2 separate regions of the Homo sapiens genome follow, and region 1 is linked to region 2. A link is an interaction called in ENCODE POLR2A ChIA-PET data of the cell type or tissue named here. Cell type or tissue: Panc1. All regions are shown on one strand.

Region 1 (4,000 bases), 500 kb after region 2:
CATGAAAATGTAGTTGGAATTACATAAGCAATCACAGAGTGGAATACTTTTCAGTAGGAAGAAAATAAAGCTTTCTAATTCCTACATGACCATTTATATAGGAGTGTTTTTATATTTTGTATCCAGCTTTGAAGTGGACAAGTACCAGTTTACTCCAGAGCTTAGTATGCATTAAATGCTTAATATGTGTTAACTTTTTTATCACCACATCGTCATCATCCTAGCATCATTGATATCTTGTGAGTTTCTCCATGGTTTTCTTAAAAAAAAAAAAAAAAAAGAAAGGCCCTGAAGAAGAAAATAGCAATAGCAACATTAGGTGCAGAGCCATGATGAAATGAGCCGCTTGTCAGTAAGACTCAGAAAGTCTCAGAAAACACCAGGACACCAGAATCCCGTTGCTGGTGGGATGTCCCAAGAAAATGGAGAGGTAAGAGTTAGCAGTCATAGAGATTGACAAGGGCCTAAGAACTCCGGGAAAATAATGCAATGAAATGCATCTGGTGACTTAGGTTTTCATAAGGAGATACTATAGGCCAGGCACAGTGGCTCATGCCTGTAATTTCAGCACTTTGGGAGGCCAAGGCAGGTGGATCACCTGAGGTCAGGAGTTCGAGACCAGCCCGGCCAACATGGTGAAACCCCTTCTCTACTAAAAATACAAAAATTAGCCAGGTGTGGTGGTGGGCGCCTGTAATCCCAGCTACTCAGGAGGCTGAGGCAGGAGAATTGCTTGAACCTGGGAGGTGGAGGTTGCAGTGAGCTGAGATTGCTCCACTGCACTCCAGCCTAGGCGATAGAAGATAAAGAAGATACTATAATATATGCAAATACATCATAAAAAACAGCCAAGAGTCCAGGGTTCATCATCAGGGAGGCTTTGTTTCAGTTGAGTCTCCTTTTATATCAGCTTTGTGATCTTAACAATAAAGCCTCTATATACTTCAATTTCTGAAACTGCAAGATGTTTCTATTACTTATATCCAGTTCACAAAATAGTTATAAGGGTTAAAAAATATCATTCAGGCACAGCATTTAACATAGTACCTGAGCCATCCTTAGTTGTAAATGAATGTTAGTTATTATTTCCTCTGTTTTTAAATACTCAAATGAGGTGAACACCCAAGCTTCTAAAAATATTTTGAAGGGTAGTATTTTTCTCTGGTATTATATAAGACTGACCCTCACTTCTAAAAGTTACAGTATTAATTATTTTTCCTGAAAATTGCTTTCAATAATTTTTATTCTCTTTTTTTTTTTCTTTTTTCTTTCTTTTTTTTTTTTGAGACAGGGTCTTGCTCTGTTGCCCAGGCTGGGGTGTTGGTGTGTTATCCTTACTCAATGCAACCTCAAACTCCTGGGCTGAAGCAATCCTCCCACTTCAGCCTTCCAAGCAGTTGGGACTACAGGCATGCCCCACCATGCCCAGCTAATTTATTTTTTATTTTTTGTAGAGACAGATTCTCACCATGTTGCCTAGGCTCGTCTAGAACTCCTGGGCTCAAACTGTCCTCCTACCTTGGCCTCCCAAAGTGCTGAGATTACAGTTGTGAGCCACCGTAGTTGGCCAATAATTCTTATTCTCTTCATGTTTGTTTGTTTAACTTATAAGCACTTTAGACATCCATAAAATTGAATTTGTTGTGAGCTTCTCAGACTGAAGCAATTCGTAGTGTGACAGAAGCAGGTACCTTCAGTTAGATTTGACCAAAGTTATACTCAAAGTGCTTGATCACTGGTCCTGAGTCAAGATTAGTCACCCACTCTAATCACATTGAGAATGACCTTCACGATTAAACATAGCATATATTGTGTATCTTCGTGCTAAAAGGCATGCCGGAAGCCAGGCAGCAAAATCAAATGATAATGCCAACTCTACTCTCTACCACCACTGTTGAGGGGCTAATTTTGTCATCAGTGTGTACATGCTTAGAGAGTAGGGTACAAAGGTGCTTATTAGTTAACGTAGACTATGCTAGCGCAGGACAGCCATTTAACTTTGATGTTACTCTGATATCAGAGAAAACAGTTTGGCCAATTCATTCATTGTGTACCACAGATTACTTTGATATTTATTTTCAAATAAAATTGCTCCTCATGTCCTACTTTCCAGTTCTGCTTTTAGCAAATCTTGCCTGAGCAGTCTCATCACAATAATTAAATAAGTTTACACAGCTCAATTTAGACGATGTCATTGTCCTGTTCAAACTCCTCTACAACTTCCTGAAATAAAATGCTTATCATTCAGGCTGGCGTAGTCCTTCACAATCTGACCATACCCAACCTGCCACTTTTCTTTTCTTGTCCCTCATATTATAATGAATATCTTGTATCTACACGTTGCACTGCCCTATGATTATTTCTCAAATATGTTATTTAATTTCACTTTTCCAACTTTCCACACACAGTTTCGTTCCAACGAAAACTTTGAACCTTTATTTTCTCTGTCTATAGACAGTCTGCTGATTTCTGCAAGCCTACCTGAAAGGTAACCTTCTCCACATAAGTTGTGCCGGCTGCTTTAGGCAAACAAACAAAAATAAACCTGCTTTTCCCTCAACACTGTGCCTATATCTTTTTATTATAGTACAAAACATTTGCCCAATATAACCGAATTTGGTGCATTTCAGTCTATGCATTTCATTTTATTGTAAAATGTTGATATTAAAGGCCATATCTGCTTGCTTTAGTGAGTACTAGTTCTGCAATTCAGCCTGGTGCTTTGCACATACTAGGCACTCCAGCAACAATAAAATGTTTGCTAAAATAGCTCATTTACAATAAAATGCTAATTCAGATTATCTTCAGCTGAATACATTTAAAATATTTACACATATTGAAAGGGATCATCTGTGATATAATTGTTTATTGGTGAATTCTTTCTGGCTTAAAGAGATTAGCAGCCCCTCCCCTGTCCAAGCAGGAAACTGATGATGCCAAAAGAAACTTTGCCCTCAGGACACTGGGATGATTGCAGAGACAGACCTTCATGGACTTTGGCCAGCAGAAGTTTCCTGGCTATTATTATCTTGAAACATCTAAAAACATAAATTTATGCTTTTATAAAAAGAGAGTTATTAAAAAATGTTTATAGACAATGTGTCTAAATGACCTTTTGTTAATTATGTGGGTTGCAGAAAAATACATTTTGTTCTGAATTTGATTTTACATCCCTCATATTCACTTTAGTCAATAGAAGTTTCTCTCACACACAAAAAAGGTCTTATTAATGAAGTGTCAGTAAAACCAATACTGTGTTGCTTAAAATAAGAAGAGAATATTCTTTCATTTCCTAACAAAAGTTATTATGAAATTTAGGCACCTGAGCTTTACCTAAAACGTAGGACAGAAAAAAATAATAAGAGCCTATTCAGATCAGAGGTTCCATTTCAGATTTTAAAATCTTTGTCTACCCAGATCATTTGTAATGTATCACAATAAGTTTGTTACTAATATCAAACTACTTAGGTTTACAAATGATATCTCTTTTAATAACAAGAAACACTATCACCAAATCATTTGTGTTGAATTTCAAGGGGAAAAATGCTGGTGTGTTTACACATAAAGAACTGTAAAACAGTCTTTACTTCTTCATAAGAAGTACTGAGAGATACAAGTCTTTTGAAATTATTTAATTCTTTTCAGGAGACTACTTATGTATGCACAATCAAATTACCAGAAAATTGTTGAATGTACACATTGTCGAGATAACTATTTTATATAGAATTAAAAATTTTTTTTGATTTTTAGAATAGTTCACACAATTGCCCCTCATAGTACAATGGGGTTATAACCTCATAAACACGTAATGAGTTGAAAATGTTGTTAAGTCAAAAATGCACTTAATACATCTAACCTACATCATAGCCTAGCACGGCCTACGTTAAACATGCTCAGAACACTTCACATTAGCCTACAGTTGGGCAACATTATCTAACACCAGCCTATTTTAAAATAAAGAGTTGACTAGCTCATGTAATTTATTGAATACTATGTTGAA
Region 2 (4,000 bases):
CTGTCTCTAATAAAAATACAAAAATTAGCCTGGCGTGGTGTTGGGCGTCTGTAATCCCAGCTACTTGTTAGGCTGAGGCAGGAGAGTCACTTGAACCCAGGAGGTAGAGGTTGCAGTGAGCCAAGATCGTGCCATTGCACTCCAGCCTGGGTAACAGACTGAGACTCTGTCTCAAAAAAAAAAAAAAAAAAGTAATTTCTGAGATTGGGATATTTCAGTGCAGAATGCAGGAGTGACAACACAGTCTCCTTCTGTTCAACATGTATGAAACAATCTCACTGAAGAAGGTGCTGGGGGTATGGTGTCAATCTAAGTAACTGGAAATGAGTATCATGTGTAAGATTAAAGGCTAAAGAAATCATATGAACACTGTAAGTATTAAACTGTGTTCCATGGGGATACAGATTCACAATTCTGAAACCATTATATATAGTTCAGTTGTAGCATATATATATATATATATATGCTATAATCATATATGTAAGATATATAATTATTCAATTACAACACATATATACTGCAATTATATAATATATATTTGAACATATAATATATGCATATATAATTACATATTATATACACATACATATAATTATATATGTATATATAATATATACAATTATATATAATTGTAATATATAATACATATAATATATAAAATATATTCAACTATAGCACATATTTAATATGTATAATTATATGTGCTATGATTGAACAATTAAATACATAAATGGTGAACTGTGAGAGCCAGGTTTCTCATTCTTGGAATGTTAGTTTATAGGTAAGCATTTAGTAGAAGCTAGAATGATTCATGTGATAATATAATTTTTAGAGTTAGGGGCCCACAAATAAACTCATATTTAGTTCAATAGAGATAGTTTCACATAGACATGTTTATTGATACATATGCATACATGGGTTAGTAGTCATACATATGTTTCCTTGCTCTGTCAGTTGAGAACCCCAGAGGCAATGACATTCCAGTATCAGTGACCACACCAAGTGCCTAAATCTTGATTTTTAATATTATTCTTAAAAAGAGGAAGGAGGGAATCTGGAGAGAAGTGGCTGATTCCAGGACTGAGAAAGAAAAGTTATTTAAGATGACCTTGAAAGAAGAAAGTGCTCAAATAAAAAATGAGCTCATAATAATGAGAGTGTGTCAAAGGAACACAGGAGCCAACTAAAAGAGCTATCAATGGCCAAAGCTGAAACAGTTTCAGCAACAAAATATGTAATTGTACTATTCGATTATAAACAAAAGTATAAAATGAATATCCATGAGTCCATACTGATATAAATAATTGAATAAATAAATAAATGGAAGCAAAGAGGCAAATTTGTGCAGAAGAATTACAAATAACTTATGTAGACATTATGCTGCATTAGTATTAAGTGTGGGCTGCTTGTAGTGACCTCTTTCCAATGAGTACAGTAAGGAAATGATATAAAAAAGAATAACTATTCAGTGGAGAAACATGACAAACTACCTCAAGCAGGTGATCAAGGTAAACAGTGATGTCATGTAAATATTATGAACCATTTGTATATGATGGAATTGGTAATTTATCTCGGTCATCTTCTTCTCAAAAACCCATAACCCTAAAGTAATGATGAGAAAAATCAACAGACAAATCTCACGTGAAGAATGTTTTATAAAATACATGACCATGATTCTTCATAGCTATCAATGTAATCAAAAACAGGAAAGGCCTGAAAAACCTCACAGTCAAGAGAAGACAAAGAACACACAATGGCTAAATGTAATGTGGTATCTGAGATGAGATTCTGAAACAGCAACAAAAAAAATTAGGTAAAAAATAACAAAATGTGAATGAAGTATGGATTTCAGTTAATAATAATGTGTCAGTATTGGTTCATTAGCTATAACATGTACTGCAGTAATGGAAGATGTAATGATAGGGAAAAGTGGATATGGAGAATGTGAGAACTCTGTACTATCTTTGCAAGTTTTTGGTAAATCTAAAATTGCTCTACAATGAAAAGGTTTTATATTAATATAAAAATGAGCTAGGACCTGAAGAATAAAAAGAACACAGAATATTCTAGGTAAGTTTTTTTCAGGCAGAGAAAATAATAAGAATAAAGTATCTTGGATGAGTGTAGTGTAGCGAATTCAAATAATAGAAATAAAATTAATTGGTATGGAAAGATGGAAGTAATATAAGTATCTCCAGGTATGTAGATGATTATGAAGAACTTAGCATATTTAACCAAACCACTGCAACCTTGCATGATGTTGCCATTTCTTAACATTCATTATGGGATCTCTTGTCATAACAGACAAAACTCTAGATTCTTGATTTTATATTTTAAGTTAATAGCACCCGAAAGTTTGATGACTCAATAAGCTATATTTGTTATGCCAGAACGAACAGATGGTATAATGCTTCAAAAACATGATGGTTCACTTAGGCAGCATTCCCTGATGGCATAATTCATATTTCAATAATTTAGCAAGTTAATTGAGGAATAACTCAGAATTAACTATTTAGAAAATAAAATTAGCATCCAAATTGACACAGCAAATTAAATCCTAAAAGAAATGAAATGCAGTGGCTGAGAGGATCATAAAAAATGCTAACAAATGGGATTATGTAGCAGCTTTGCAGTTTCCTGTTATTTGGCAAGGAAAACCTAGAAGGCCATTTTTATGTCTGGGTCTAATAGTAGATATATAAAATTACATGGATCAAGAAGTAGGAAATAGCATAAATGTTTGATTCAACTCATTGTAAATAATTCTCTTCATTTTCTAAAGAATAGTAAAATTTTTATGTAATTTTAAACAAGTATAGCCTGGTATCATTGGGTAATGTGTCACAAATAAAAATTAATATTATTCTCAACAACTTTTAGTCTAATTTCATGTGTTTTCTAGAATTGACATAACACGACTTGAACTCCTGATTTAATGCATCTTATGGTCTTGCTTATCATTGTTCACAAGTTAATTTATTTGAAAACGTGCTAAATAAAAATTCTGAAAAGGCAGAAGATGTGATTTGTAGAGTCTGAGAATAGTATGACATGCTTACAAGCCAACAAGATATTCTTCTGAGCTGGTACATATGTTTTATTAGGTTACTGGAGTAAAATACATTTTTTCTTTGTAATTTTATGCATTTAGTGAGATTATATAATTCATTCATTTCTATTTTTTTCCTAGTATTTTAAGTATTTCACTTTTTATGTATAGTTTCATATTGACATAAGAAGTAATAGTGGAATTCCATTTCGTTTTCCTACATTATTGTTCAGCTGCCTCATCACCATTTACTGAGCAATTCATACGTTCAAATAACCATGTAATGCTTCCTTTATTATGTAATCAGTGCCCCTCTCCCATGTCTTTTCATCTGTCCAAGCACCACTTAGTTAAAGCCTTTAAACTTCAGTTCCTTTATTGTGATAACCCAATGAAGTGGTCACTGTTTTTATAATTTTCTTACAGATGAAGCAAATGAGGTATAAAAATAATAATTAATATATCCAAATTCATAACTTACAAAGTGATGATAAACTAATTACTAATATCTCTTGAATATTAGTCATTAGTTACATTAGAACATTTTTAGATATTGGAGTTTCTCTCTAACTTAATTTTTAGATATCGGAGTTTCTCTCTAATTTCTAGTTTATTTTGTTTATTTATATGACAACCACTTATCTGTCACCAGAAACTATTCTAAGCAACTTACAAATATTAACTTACAGCAATCTTATGAAATCTACATTAATTTTATTTCTAGTTACTATGGGGACACTGAGGCATAGGGAGGTGAAAAAGTTTTCCGAAGGTCATGCATTCAAACTCAGGGAGGGAGACTATAGTCTGTGCTTTTAACTATTATGTTCTGTTGCTTCTGATCCTTTGATTTGTCCAAATAATCAAGGTAATTTATATATCTAAAGAAGATGAAATAAGAGACATCTTACTTATAATGCAGAGTAGTTATACTCTTCAAAAATATCACAA

What was found. Peaks named below come from ENCODE experiments on the same cell type or tissue, not always from the same donor. Only the 100,000 strongest peaks of a DNase experiment are listed, where the experiment ranks them.
Region 1: POLR2A ChIA-PET joins it to region 2 with 9 read pairs; 1 of 35 experiments calls an interaction of 5 or more read pairs at or near these places.

Annotation. Positions count from the first base shown.
Region 1 is chr10:53,534,770-53,538,769 of GRCh38, forward strand. No RefSeq gene overlaps it. Among named protein-coding and RNA genes, the nearest start is that of LINC02672, 510 kb to the left of the region's middle. In Panc1, no CTCF peak of the experiment used is centred here; a DNase peak (open chromatin) is centred at 1,747.
Region 2 is chr10:53,031,134-53,035,133 of GRCh38, forward strand. No RefSeq gene overlaps it. Among named protein-coding and RNA genes, the nearest start is that of LINC02672, 3.0 kb to the left of the region's middle. In Panc1, no CTCF peak of the experiment used is centred here; no DNase peak of the experiment used is centred here; H3K27ac peaks cover 220 bases.